Linked DNA regions of Homo sapiens: region 2 is linked to region 1. Evidence: chromatin loops called from intact Hi-C (ENCODE). Cell type or tissue: heart right ventricle. All regions are shown on one strand. Each heading gives the region's core, and the rest is flanking DNA. Links, peaks and the distances in the headings are about the cores only.

What was found. Hi-C counts contacts between places; a loop is a spot of excess contacts. Peaks named below come from ENCODE experiments on the same cell type or tissue, not always from the same donor. Only the 100,000 strongest peaks of a DNase experiment are listed, where the experiment ranks them.
Region 2: a loop joins it to region 1, with 8 times the contacts of the local background. A loop is called at or near these places in 5 of 110 quality-filtered maps.

What each region holds. Positions count from the first base shown.
Region 1 is chr10:123,555,402-123,563,179 of GRCh38, reverse strand. LINC02641 (long intergenic non-protein coding RNA 2641) reads right to left here. Exons shown (of 12, transcript XR_007062326.1): 11 at 2,984-6,769; 12 at 967-1,352. It overlaps LOC105378530 (a long non-coding RNA gene), which reads left to right and starts at 4,490. Exons shown (of 3, transcript XR_946395.3): 1 at 4,490-4,556. RefSeq lists an enhancer at 4,115-4,833. In heart right ventricle, for the core only: a CTCF peak has its summit at 3,644 (motif pointing right); a DNase peak (open chromatin) is centred at 3,659; H3K27me3 peaks cover 2,219 bases.
Region 2 is chr10:122,295,543-122,302,369 of GRCh38, reverse strand. It overlaps BTBD16 (BTB domain containing 16), which reads right to left. Exons shown (of 16, transcript NM_144587.5): 8 at 4,533-4,602; 9 at 3,236-3,366. Among named protein-coding and RNA genes, the nearest start is that of BTBD16, 28 kb to the right of the region's middle. In heart right ventricle, for the core only: CTCF peaks have their summits at 3,225 and 3,426 (motif pointing left); a DNase peak (open chromatin) is centred at 3,419; H3K27ac peaks cover 67 bases.

The sequences.
Region 1 (7,778 bases), core at 1,567-5,566:
GACATAGGAGACGGACTCTTTTGTAGCTAGAAAGACCTTAGAACATCCCCAGGTGTGTAGGGGTCTAAGACTCTTCCCAGAGCCAGGCTGGTCTTTAGTTCTCAGGAGTCTATGATTATCAGGACCTGGAGGCAGCCTTGCCTTCCAGTACTGGGGCCCTGGAGGATGCTGGGGGAGTGGAATCTGGCACATTCCTTCCCTGGCAGGGGCAGCTGTTCGAGTGACTCAATCACCTTGGGCAGCTTCCTGGTCTCCAGGCTGGGCCAGCAGATATGGGCCAGCAGAAGGGTGCACACTCGAAACAGCATCATCAGTTTGGGCCAAGGTCCCTTCCTCAACTGTTTAATTATGCACAAATAATTACTTCCCATGTTTACCGCTGTTCTAGGTCTTGGAGATAGAGCTTACAAATAACAAGAAAAAGAAGTGAAATCTGTCCTCTCAGGTGGTGATAAGAGCTAGGCGGCAGGGGGGATGGGGAGCCTGGTGAAGGGGTGGAGCATATGAGATGGAGAGGCCAGAATGAGCTCCCAAGGAAGGCAGCAGCTTAGTAAAGATGGGAGGGAGGGAGGCAGCCATGTGGAGATGTGGGAGAAGAGCAGTCCAAGCAGAGGCACAGCACATGCAAAGGCCCTGAGGCAGGACCTGCCTGGCCTGTTGAGGAGTATCAAGGAGGCCAGCATGGCTGGAATGTGTCAATGAGCATGAGAGTTGCAAGAGAAGAGGCCTGGTGGCAACAGACTGAGGGGCACATAGAGTCTTAGGAGCCATGGAGTTCTGCTCTTCTATGAAATGGGCCATTGAGGGAATTTAGCAGATAATTACAAACATGAAAGTCCCAAATTATGAGCATATGAGTTTAATCTTCTTCTTTTTTTTGTAATTCGATTTAACCCAATTCTTCTAGTGTGGTGTACTTTTGTATGGGGTTGTATTAGAGTTCTCTAGAGAAACAGCAATAGGAAATACATTTAAATGAGGACATTTATTTTAGGGAATTAGCTCACATGGTTATAAGGCTGACAAATGCAAAGATCTGCATTGAGTTGGCAAGCTGAAGACCGAGGAGAGCCAATAGTGTGGTTCCTTTCCATGTCTGAAGGCTTGATGGTGTAGTTGTAGTGTAGAGGCAGGAAAAAGCCAATGTCCCAATTCTGAAGTAGTCAGACAGGAGGAATTCTCTTACTTGAGAGAATTGAACTCTTTGTTCTATTCAGGTCTTCAACCAATTAAATAAATGTTGATTGTATCCAAAAACATTGTCACGGAAACACTCAGAATAATGTTTGATCAAATATCTGGGCACACTGTGATCCAGTCAAGTTGATGCATAAAATTAACTATTACAAAGACTGTAATAAAGAACACAGATCTCAACTTTGCTGTTTCCTAGTTGCATGACCCCCAGGGACATTACTTAACCTCCTTGAGCCTCAGTTTCTTCATCTTAAAATGGGGACAGAGTTTACTTCATAGGCATTCAACCTGCACAGTCATACTTAGATGGACCCATGCTTGCTTGAATGCTCTGCTGTTGAAATTCTTAATAAATTTTAAATAATTTGTTAATAATTCTTAACAATCTTTAACAAGGGGCTCCACATTTTTATCTTGCATTGTCCCCAACAAATAACGTACCCAGTGCTGAAAAGGATAATATCCTTAACTTCCTCTCAGGGTGCTTGTGAAGGTCAAATAAGACACCACAGGTAAAGCACTCAGCACCTTGCGTGACACAGTACCTGCATCATAAGCCCAGCTGTCATTATTGCTAACAACACGTGCAAGCCGCTACTCAGGGCCAGACCCTCAAGTCCACAGAGATGAACACGACTCCTGCCCTGGGGAATTTGTGGTTTATGGTTCAGGAGTTAATGGATTCAGGTAGAACAGCCTGAGGCAGGCCCATCCAGGTAAAGGCATCCCCCAGGAGGAAGCCTCCTGATTATTCACTCCTGTTGGAAATTGAGGAAGTTGGAAGGGTCCTAGGCAGGGAGCGGTGATGAGGGAAAGGGCCCAGAAGGTCTCAGTAGCTGGGGAAAGAGCTGCATGGAGAGAGGCATGGGAGGTGTGGAAAGGAAGCCCAGAGCTGGGTGCTGATTAGGGACTCTGACCAGCCAGACCCTCCAAGACCACGCCCCACTGGCCTGGAACCTGAGAGACTGAGTGTCTGCTCACTGGCTGTGTCCCCTGAGCAGGCTCCACAGTATCTCTAAGCCCCAGGTCGTCACCAAGTAAGTGGGAGACATGACCCAGATGAGGATGAATGCACACAGAATGATACCCCACAGAGGGTAAAGGTTATTGTACAATCAGGAGCGGGAGGAAGCGGCGTCTGGAATGCCTGAAGATGTGAGGCACCCATGTACCTTAAAGCCTCCACTTTAAATGTCAGGAAACCACAAGGCACTGTTCTCCCCTGTTCACTTAGCAGAGGGGCCCCGACCTAGCTCCCTGGGCTCCTGGCCCCACCTCACACACCCTCCTCTCCAGTCTTTTACCCCACAGGAACTCAGAAGGATTATTTTAAATGGCAAATCAGATCTTATCACTTTGTTCTGCAAAAGCCCCTGGGGCTGTCCATACTTTGAGACTGAAACGCTCACCCCATGTATGCCCCCTCCGCGTCTGTGACCTCACCTCCCACCACTGGCCACTCAGTTACAGCGCTGGGGATGGCTGGCTTTTTCTATGCGTGGAGCCTCTAGTACATGCCGTCTTGGGCCCCTTGTCCTTGCTGTTCCTCTGACTGGAGCAATTCCTGTCCTCCATGGCTTGCTCCAGCACTGCAAATGCCCCTCCTCAGACAGGCCAGCCCTCACCCCAACCCCTCCCCATCTTGAACTTAATGACCATCATCGCCTTTTCACCTGGCTTTGTCATCATTGCATGTATTATGACATGACATATCATTATAGTTCCCTTGTTTGTCTCCCCACCAAAATACAAGCTCCACACAGGTGGATACTTTTATCTTACTTACGTTGTATTGTATCCTCCACACCTAAGATTGTGCCTGCACAGGATATTTCATAAGTGATAGATTCCTGCTTTACAGATACAGAAACTGAGGCTCAATGAAATCACATCCTTTACCAATAACCCACAGCTCTGGAGCTGAGACTGGTCCCTGGGCAGTGGTGTGCTGGCAAATGTCTTAAACCCAGCTCTCCAGGGTAGCGGGAGGTCTTGGTTGCATTTGCTGATGTCCATGGTGTAAATACTTCCACCAGGGCCTACTTCAAATCACCAAGGTGACGTCACTGAATGCGAGGTTCGGAAGGATGCACCCCTGCGCTCTGGAAGGAAGCCAGTGTCAGCCAACTCAGCACCCACTGCCCGGCTACCTCGTGTTCCTTCATCTTCGTCACTCCGCACTTTGAGTGAAATAACTCCTTCTTCGCTTTCCCCTCTAAATCCCACCTACCTCACTCCGCACTTAACACATCAGGTGAAATAACTCCTTCACTTTCCCCCTTCAAATCCTATCTCACATTGAAGAAAACAGTCCGAGCCAAGTCTCTGCATGTCTCTGGGCCTCAGTTTCCCCGTCCATATGGTGGGATGACTTCTAAGCCGTGTCTCTCCGCCATCATCCTTGCCTGAAGTCTGGGAGCCCTGGTCATGCGCACTGCCCCTGTGGACCACCAGGGAGCAGCCTTTCCCCACCAAAGACACTGGCCTCTCCGAGTTCCCGTCGGTGTCCTTCTTGGACACAGCCTGGGTATTGTGGGGCCTTGCCTGGCTTATGAATCGGCGATTGTGCCCAGCCCCGAGCGGGCATCTACAGAAAGGGCCCATTGTCTGCAGTGAGGCTTTTTGTTCCAGCAGTGGCCTGGGGAAACTGGGATTGGGCTGGGGGCCTGACTGGTTCCCAGGGGCTCCTGGTGGGTGTTGGGGTGTGAACCCAGGCGGACCCCTCTCCGCTCTCCCCCGCTGTCCGCCCCGATCCCATCTACCAGGCTGCTGTGCCGGGCACCGCTCACCTGTGCCTCGGCTCTGTCCGAGATTCTCGCCCCTGCAGACCTCCTCTGCCACCCTCTGAGGCCCATAGCACGTGCTCCTTCCTCCAGGCCGGGGTTCCTGTTACTTCCTTTAGCCTCATTCAATCCAACTGCACTTTAAGAGGGTAGGTGTCGGGAGCTGGGCTTCTCCCTGAGATTTTGGCTCCAGGCATTACCGCAGCCCGGTTTTCTTTTCCCTTTCACTGCAGCGGAGGGACGCCCAGGCTTTGGGCGCCGCCTGGGTCTGCAGCAGAGGCAGTGGCCTAACCCTGAGAGGTAGCCCAAGGTCAGGCCAGGGTCTGCGTCCTCCCCTCAGCTCTGCTGTCACAGACGACTGTGAACCCGCGGAGCTCCCATCTCTGGAGCCTGGCCTGGGCCAGCGGCTCACAGTGCTGCGTGCGCAGTGCCTGGCTCAATCCCACCTGCAGCCTGGGAAGTCACAGGGTCACCCAGGGCTCCACGGCCTCCCTGACCACAAAAGGGGAATCGCTGCAGCTCCTGGCAGTGGGCGTGGTCCCCTGTGAGGCTCCGGGGCTTCCAACACCTGAAAATGTAAGCTAAGTGTGTTCTGGGAATGGTGAGGCCTCATCTTACTCTTTTTTTTTTTTTTTTTTTTAACTATCTCTTGCTTCAACCCAGGGCAAGATCTGGAACTGAACCTTCAAAGGAAAGAGGGAGGAGGGTGGGAGGGTGCCTGTCACCTCCCCGAGGGTAGACCTGGGTTTCAGTCCCTGTTCGGCTGGCCATGGGAGTCAGGGATCTCCCTGCTGCCATCTCTGAACCTCGGCTTCCTCTACTGTTAAATGGGGGTTAAAAAGATGCTCTTCTCATTCTGGGGGTGGAGGGAGAGTCAGGATTAGAGCTATTTTCAGTCTCTGACATGTGAAGCTGGGGCTGCATAAGAATCTGTAGGGTATTTTATTAGCAGAAAAATTGTTGTATATAAATGTCATCTGGCTGTACCTAATCCTGTCCTTAGTGCATCAGAAGTGACAGTTAGTACAGGCAAGGAAAGCTCTAGCTTTCCATGACTACTAATCCCACAGAAACTAAAGCAAATTATTCACTGCGGGACAAGAATTTATTGTTAAAACATTTGACCCTGGTGTTTAAAAATATAAGCAGCTTTTTTGGAGGACACTGGTGGGTTTGAAAGTGACCATTTGGGGCAACAGCATGGTGAGTCTCTCTTGGTCCTTAAACCTGAAGCCAAGCCTGCTTTTTCACCTCCTGTGACCCCTGAAATGCCCGTGCGTAAGTGGGCCCAAGATACCCCCGGCAGCCCCTGATGCCCCTGGGGAGGGAGTCGGCCTGTTGATTGCAGCTTCTAGAATTCAGTCTCTTGTATGCTGTCTCTATTATAACACCATGCCTAATGCTGAGATTGCATTTTTCGGGGGCTTTGTTTTTCTAAATTGTTTATCCCCTTGACTCAGGTGAAGAGCAGATGGCATTAGAGAAACTGAGGCAAATGGTCAGTCTGCCATGCTGGGCTGAGGGATGGTGACATGGGGCACCCCTGCCCTGGCCTGGGGCTCAGCCCTCCCAAGACATGCTGGTGCCCAGGCTCCCCCAACCCTGCTGTTCTGGGTGGAACAGTCCTGTGACTTCAGTCAAAGGAGACACACCAAGCATGGCCCCTGGCTCAGGAGGGCTCCCCCCTTGCCCCCCTTCTGGCAGGAGGTCAGGGGACTGCACGGAGGAGCCAGCAACTGCTGGGGCCCCATCTTCCCACCTGGCAGCAGCGTTACCCCCTCCCTACTTCACCTCTCAATGCCTTTATCTGTCAGAGCCCAGAGGAAAAGACCCCGCCTCCATGAGGCCCTCCATGGTCCCATCAGCATGTTTCTGAGAGACACCCTGGTGGATGTCATTGCCCCAAATCTTCTGTTCCATTTAAGATTCTTGGTGGAAACTTAAGGCAAATGTTGGGAGGATACTGGATAGTCCATGATGAAACTGGGCTTCAGAGGGCTGGGAGCTCCTGGGAGTCCACCCACCCTCCTTCTCTGGGTGGCTGCTACAGATTCAAACTCCCAGAGGAGAGTCCATTTGGCCAGTGAGGACCACAGGCCGCCTCATTGTTGAGAGTGGGGCGGTCACAGAGCTGGACAGAACAACACCAACAGGGAGGCAGGGTGCCCCAGGTGAGCCAGGAGGACACACACGCCAGGGTCAGCTAGGCACCCCTTCCCGGGCCTGGGGCTCAGCCCTCCCCGAGGCATGCTGGTGCCCAGGCTTTCGGCGAGCCTGGTGGGGCTGCAGGAATGGAGTTCCCCCTCGGACACCTGAGACGTCACCCGGTTGGGGAGTGTCAAGTGCGGGGCAAACACCTGCACAGGCCAAGGCTCTGGAGGCTACGCCCGCTACCCCCGGATAATGGTGCTCAGAAGAAGTCCAGGAAACTTAACTCTCGCTTGCCTTCCAGTGAACGGGAGCATGGGGTCTGTCCACACTCCCCCACAACACAGGGCGATTGTTGTAGAGCAGAGCTGGACATGCCCCCGGCCCTGTTTACAAGGTGGCATCCAGGGGTCTGCACTGTGTTTCCGGTACACTGGGGCTTGTTCATTTTCAAAGGACCCTCGGAAGGGGAGAATGTTCTCAGCGGTTTATGCTTTCTCGGATGAGCTGTGCATTGCTGCTCCTTTGGGGCTGCAAATCTTTTCAGCCACGAAGACAAAACAGTTCCTCCCGCTTTGTTCTTCTCAACCCTCAAAGAAGCCCCTTTCAGGGTGAGGCTTGTCAGCTGTGTCTTTGGGAACCTGGAATCAGCAGAGGCCTGGGTCACTTCCCCCATGGCTTCTAAGCCTCCAAAGGCCCACAGCATGCGGTTCACACTCTGAGGTTGGCACCAGCCCTGGACCAGGCCCTGGCTCCTCGCCAGCCTCCCTCCTGCCATTCTCCTGTCTCCTGACCTCCCTCTGTACCTGGGGACAACTCAAACCAAGCACTATTCTGCAAAGGTATCTCGGTCCCTGACCCCAGCCCTGGACAGGCACTGCACTGGGCAGGTGCTGGGTGCCCCAGGAGTGTCTCCCCGTGAGTACGTAGTGAGTGCATGGGGACAGTGCAAGCCCCTGGGGCACCTGCGCAGGAGGCAGGTGGAGACGGTGGTTTGCTCATCAGCCCTTGAAGTAAATGTGGAGGTCCATCTCTGGGTAGGAAGAGAAGAGGTTTAAACAGGACAGTTTGAAGCGGTAAATGATGGAATGCGATGACGGAGCAGAGTGATCACCCTCCTTCTCCCCCAGCCAGATGTCTTATGTGGGAGAGAGGATTACACCCCTGGGTGAGTTACTGCCAACTGTACTTCCAAGCAGATTCAAGACCCAGGTTGGCAGGAGCAGGGCACAACCCACAGAAGGCAGCCAGTGTGCTTGGTTCTGGTCCAAGCCCCCATTCCACCTGCCCACTGAGCATCCCTGGGCAAATCAGGTCACTTCTCCAAGTCCAATTTCCTCATCTGCAAAAGGTGCATCTGTCTTGAGGAACTGCCAAAATAATCCACCATGAGAAGGCAGCAAAGTCCACCTGGCCCACGGTTGGGGCTCAACAAATGTCAGATGCATTTTTATGAATTGGAATCTTATTCAAAACAACTGAGAAGGTGCAAAAGGTGGGTGCTTAACTCCAGGTGCACTTTGCCAGTTCTAAAAGTGCCCCGGGTGCCGTCGTTTATTTTATTCAAAATCCTTGATGTGGCCTTGAGCAGGGATTCAGTACAACAGGTCAGAGCTCATACCTGGGAGTCCCATACACTTTCATCCTGAG
Region 2 (6,827 bases), core at 1,787-5,786, 1.3 Mb after region 1:
AAGCTTCTTAATATTAGAGTTAGCAGAACAGTGTAACCCAACAGTGACCTATAAGAAGAAAATTAACTGGAAACCAAATGCCAGGCAAATAAATTTAGACTGGAGGCCCAGGAGGTCAGGAAAACTGTTGCATATTTTACCCCAGGTGGTTTACAAAATGGAAAGCAAAAGCTGAAGGAAGATGAGCTCGAGGGACTTCAGATGGAGACGGCTGAATGGCCCAGAAGCTGCAGCATCTGCTGAGAAATGGACGTTGTTCCAAACACATGTGACCACAAACAGGGAATTGGCCCCACAGCTGGAGGGGCTGATAAGTCAAGCCAAGGGCCACTCCACCCCTGACCTTGGAGTCTGCATTTCCACACATCCCACTCCGGGGCCACGTGACTCCTTGGGACCACTCGGTTCTCACTATGTCCTTTTAGTTGCTGGTAGCCTTGGCCTCCATGACCAACGACGAGGGGTGCAGCACACAGGGCAAGACGTGGACTTTGGAGCCAGTGGAGGCCCTGCCCTGCCCATCGTTAGCCCTCTTATATCAGGGATAATAACTGTGACCACCACGTGGGGTGGTGGGGATAGAAAGGGAGAGTGCACATAGCACACAGCACACACCAAAATGTTAGTTGGAGAAAGGTGCATTCTGAAACAGCTGTGGGTCATGGTGCCAAATCCACCGGCCAGCAGCCTGAAACTCACAAGCACCCTAATATGAGAAGCCCTAGCCAGTGAAACTTCTAACAAGCCCCCCTCTTCCTGAACCGTTTCCCACCTCCCTCAAGCTTTAACAAAGGCAGCCACTGGAGATCAACCTCAGAAGATGTGGGCAGAGCCTGGGGAGTGGTCAGCGTGGGCACATGGCTGATGACATGCCTGAAGCCACACAGGGCTCTTTTCCCTTCAGTGATAGCCCTGGACTGTCTGTGCAGACAGCTCCTGGGGAGGGGCCGGAGGAGCAGGACCCATTTTCCACATCAGTCATGTCTGCCAAGCTGATGAGTCTAGACACTTGACACGTAATGCTCTTGACCTCTTTTTCTGCCCAGCATACGTTTGTCAGGCTTATCCCACCGCTAACCTTCCGGTTGTGGTCAGACATTTTTTTCTCCTTTCTTGGTTAATGCTGCCAGGGTGTGACAGCTCAGCCTTTCCAAGGGAGGGACAATGTTATGAAAAGTCTAAGGGATGCCATGTTTATCTTTTCCTCAACAATTGCGCAACCTTTGCTCCGCTGGGGAGTGGGGGAGCACCTGAGTGGGGAAAAGCAGAGAACACCACGGAATGACTTTAGGAGTGAGCCAGTGCCCTGGGCTGGCATGAGGCTGGGACTCCTGGAGGCTTCCTAGAGAATATGGTCTCCTTCCCTCTGTCCCAGAACTCTGTTCTACCTGCCTCCCATCTCTGTAAACGTGAGGGCATTGCATGCTACATAGCCAATTCACATCAACAGTAGAATAAATCTTTCCAAATCTAATTTCTGAAATCAGAACACTTTCCACACATACACATGAGTAAACCCTCATTTTCTAATATTCTACTAGGATTTTCAGCATAATTTAGTTTTCACTTTTGAAATTTACTCAGAGGTAATAAAATTTTGGTAACTTGGAAATGGGTACCAAGATCCTTTTAAATAGAGTCCTAAAGAGATATGACAACTAAGTGGTCCTAAACAGCACTGAAGAAAGAAAAAATGCTATAAAAGGCAGTATTGGGCAAATGACATTAAAGTATTACATCAATGTAAATTTCTTAAAGTTGATAACTGCACTATAGTTATATTTTTCAAAAATTCTTTTTCTTAGGAAATAAACACTGAAGCATGTGGAGTAAAGGAACTTAATAAACGCAAATTACTCCCTAATATTAATAGTTCAGAAAAAACAAGTGTATATGTAGATACACGTAGAGACGCAGATGATATAGCAAGCAGGGCAGAAATTGAACTCTAGGGTGATTGGCAGTACTGGGTGTAACTATATATTTTATGCATTATTGTGTATATATTCTATGCAAATATTCTTTGCATAGAATATATATTCTATGCATTATTGCATATATTCTATGCATTATATATTGTATATATTCTATGCATTATTCTTGCAACGTTAAATTTGAAATTATTTTCAAATAAAAATGTTTAAGAGACTAACACAAAATAGAAAGTTCTTTTGACTTAGTAACTTCATTTCTAGGAATTTAATGTGGGAAAGAATCTGAGATGAAGACAAATGTTGAAGGATGTTCACCAGTGTGCTATTTATATTGGTAAAACATTAGAAATAACCTAAAAAGCCCGGCATTGGGAAACATCTCCATGAATTTCTGTAAGGGAGAAGGAGCCTGGCAGGGGACAGGCATTTCAGGTAGGAGGATGGGCATGAACCAAGGCCCGGTATGGGGAGGTGTTCATCAGGGAAGTTTCAGGGGGGGCCCCGTGGCTGCACTTATGCTGTGTGAGTTGAAGGAGCCAGGTCACCAGAGGCAAAGGCTGTTGGCTAGAGATGCGATTAGAAGGGGGTCCAGACCAGAAGCAAGACAGTTAGAGGTCACCTTGGTCCAAAATAAGAGACATTGGACCTCCGATCTTGGGCTGGGGCTGCTACCCATGGAGCGAGGCCCATAGCGCTGGACTTGATTTGGAAGTAGAAATGACCTCAGGGTTGGGGTATGGTCAAAGTGGCGTCCAGGACTATCAAGGGTCTAGCTTGATCCGCTAGTCAGATGGTGGAGGAACACTGGGGGCAGGGTTGGGGTGCAGGACAGGGCAGGGGCACCGAGAGATGGCTTTTAATCTTAATTGTCAGAGAGGTCAAGCAGGCGATCAGATACGTGGGTGTAGAGTTATTCAGCAGAGGTGCCAGCGCCGGAGATGTAAGCTGATTTAGGGTGAGAGATTTCATTTTCTAAAATGAATGTGCATTGATGTTGTCAGGATTTTTTCTAAAAATTACTTAGGTAATTAAGTCTTTCATTTTTCGCACCCAGGTGAAAATACCTGAGACAGCAGGTACTCAGAGGGTTCCTACCCACAAGAAGGAGCGAGAAGGGAGCCCTCTCCCCAGCCCCACACACAGCACCCTGAGTTCCAGCCCCAGCCAAGGCTCAGCTGTCCAGGAGGGCAGGAAGCTTAAGGTGGGGGTGCAGCCTCCATCAGAGCACCTCCCTCCCCAGCCTGGCCCCTACTTTCTCCCATCCCCCTCTCAGGGGCCGCACCCTGGGAGCCAGCTCTGACCTGGGGGACTTCAGCACTTTGTGGAGCAGGTCCTGTGGGATTTTGTGGAGGTGGATCTGCGTCCCCCCTAGAGGAACCAAGTTCATTTCCAGCCACTTCTCGCAGCCGGTGGTGAGCTGCTCTTCCTTGTACTAAGACAAAAAAAAGCCAGTTGATGAAGGAAGTCCTGAGCTCTTGGCACCCTCTGCTGGCCTGAGACGACACTACACGTGTGCTCAGAGGGAGAGTCACTGCAGAGGCGCTCAAACCTTTTCTACAAAATACATGAATTACAGCAGATACCTTTTCTAAGTGTTTTCTATGCTCGAGGCGCTGCACTCAGTTGATTTAAATCAATCCTCAGCGAAAACCTATGAGGTGGGTTCACTGTTATCCCTAGGTCACCGGTGGGGAAACTGACGCTCCCAGGTTCCTGCTCTTGCCTGTCGTCACACAACTCGTAAGTGGCAGAGCCGGATGCAAACCCAGGCAACCTGACCATAGGCTTTGCCCACTAGTTCAAGTCAGTGGCTGATCATGGAGGGCCCAAGGGGTGTACCTCGCAGGAGTTCTGAGGCTATGAACACACCCAAAAAGCAGGAATTGAAGGGCAGAGAAAGTGGAAAAGGCGTCTTAGAGCCAGGGACCTTGAGAGAGCTTCAGTACACCTCGAATAGCTTCTGGGCCTGGGGTCCTTCTGCAGCCCAAGCATTGCTGAGAAATGCTGACCAGGATGCAGTTTCCACCACAAGTGGCCTTGGAATTACCAGTGGGGCGAAGGGGAGGACGCGATGATGGGAGAACTGTGGCATGCTGCTTGGTATCCCCCCCCAGGTCACTGGTGGCCATACAGAGAGAGCTGAAGTCAGGAGGCCTGGGCTTTGGACCCAGCTGGTTCCCCTGGGCAGGCTGCTGCCCTCCTTGGCTCTGTTTTCTCCTCTGAGAATGAGGTTGGATTCTATCATTTATTCCTAACCCTGACACACTGATTAGACCCAGGTGAATCTAGACCTCACAACTCCAGCAAGAATGTTCTGGAAGGTCTTCGGCTGTTTCGGTGAGAAAGGCTATGCTGCTTCTTCCCCCATCTAAGATTAAAGTCTTTCTATTTTTTTGGTGTTAAAACATCCTTTAAAAAAATAAAATGATGGTTTAAAAAAAAAAACACACAAATGTGTTCATGTGGCAAAATAAAATATTTGATGACTTCAAATAGATATTCTGGGGGGAAGTAGGCCTGGTGGGTAAAATCCCAGCATCTAGGCTGCTCCTGAAGGCCCCCCCAAGGGGCGATGTGCCCCGTCTGGGTTGTTCTCACCTTGCAGCCGGCCTCGTAGAATTTCTTGATGGTGCTTGGCTTGAGTCTGGCTATCATCACATCCACGCACCTGGAGAGAGAGAACTGCAGTTTCTGGAGGAACCCCACACTGCTTTTGGAGAAGCGGAAAGTCCCAGAGATTCTCATTCAACTCCAGGACAGCAGCAGACTTTTGAACGGAAGGGAGCCTCGCTTTAGGGGTATGGACATTTGGCCAGAGGACAAGACCAACATGGCTTGTTAGAAATAGCTCTGGGCTGGGAGATGAGGCCAGAAATCAAATCCTTCAGGAGAAAACAAAGTAACCCTATAGCAGGGAACAAGGATTATTGCTCAAAGCTGAAGTGCCACCAGGTGCTGAGATGAGGTTTGATTTTAGCCAACATAGCCATCTGGTCATCCCCCTGCCTGAGGACTGTCTTCCTGTACAGACCCTTATGGTGCCACCAGAGGGGCCTCAAGTCCCATTCCTCTCTGTGCACAAATGGAATCAAAGAGCAGCTCTCAGATGAAGGTCTCTGCGAGCTCATGACTAGGACCTGTTGATTTGGCTCACCCACCCATGAAGGATCTATTCATTGAACACATACCGTGTGCTAGGCACCTGGAGAGGTCCTTGGTGTGCAAAGAACAAAACTGATGGGCCAGTGAGGTGACATGTTAAGTCAACTTTCAGACAGATAACCACATTTGGCAGTCATGTTAAGGGTTAAAAAGTTAAAGAACAAGGTGTGATGGGAAGGCAGATGATGGAGACTTCAGCCTAGTGTGGTTAAATCAGAAAAGTGACCAGAAGTCAGAAGAGAGGCACTTAAAACCTGAAAGAGGAGGAAAAAGAACAGGCCAGGCCAGGGATTCAAAGACCAGCATTCCAAGAAGCGGAAACAGCATGTGCAAAGGCCCTGGGGCAGGAGCAGGTGCCACACTTTGAAGGAATGTCAGGGCTGGCACAGCTGCAGTGCCGTTGTTTAACACTGCTCCACACTGTCCCCTCTCTCTCCCTCTTTGACTATTGTAGTTCGTCTGGGCTCAGCTCCAGCATCACCTCCTCTTGGAAGTCTCCCTGATTGCTCCTCTCCACATAATCCCTTAGCTTTGATTTGCATGACTTCCTTCTACCTGGTTCCTTGCCTCCCTCCAAGGAGGGCATGAGCCGAGGTGAATGGAGTGTGGTAGACGTGCTATGTGGCAGGTAGGGTCACAGATGTTTCAGTGACTGAACTTTCACAGCTAATACTAACCTCTCTGCAGCAAAATTGCTTTGAAGTATGTTCACTTCATTGAGCAGGGCACCCGAGAGTAGCCACTGGGATCTCATACGGAAGCACAACCTTAAACTCATTATGACTCAATGGTTGTCCTAAACTCAGTTGATATACACACCGCTCATGGGCAGAGGCTTAAAGGACATCCAGTACCTCTTGCACTTATTCTAAAATGTATCCTTCCATAAGGCCAGACCAGAAGGCAGATGGGGTCTTGTTACCACCAACAACCACATCCCTGGAGAGTAGCTTTTACTGAGTTGCATTTTGGTGTGCCGCTTTTGCCAAAACCAAGAAAAAAACATTATAAGATTTATTATTGCATTTACTCTACAGACATTCTTGAGGACATTGACCATTAGGTTGCTTGGGGTCATCTGCTGAAGACATCCACAGTTTTCATACTAATAGTAGTTGTACTTCTCCCAAGTGAATTGTTTTTTAAACTGTTATCTAGTTTGCATCGAATATCACTGATCAAGTTTCCCTTTTTATCTGCCGCTAGCAAGTTCAGAGCTGAATGTATGGCCTATCTTAGGAAAAAAGTGTGGTTATTAGAGTTAGTATACAATGGTAGCTTCTCCATCTTTTTCTTCCTCCTTAAAAAAAAGAAAATTGGTGTTCTGTGGCTTCATTTCATGTATTCATGGAAGCCACTCAAAGCCTTTACTAGAACAAGGTAAGAAATGATAAGTGAATAAATAATCTGGTCATGGCCAAGGCACTCTACCCCCTTGTGTGCTAGGATCGGCCCTTCAGACAGGGAGACTGACTCTACCCATTAGAAGGAGTTGTCTTGAGTACTGGGGAAACCTGTACTGAGTAAACATGAGGCGCTGCTGTCATCCCCTGGGCATTTTGCCTTCTAAGACTGCTGAGTCCTGTCAATCCTGCATCTTGGCTGTCTCTTGAGCGTGCCCCTCCTCCCGCTCCCACTTCCCCTGCCTAGTTCAGACCCTCCTGGTCTCTCGGCTGAGCCTCTGCATAGCCTCTCAACAGCCAGCCTCCCTGCCCTGCAGCCTCCCACATT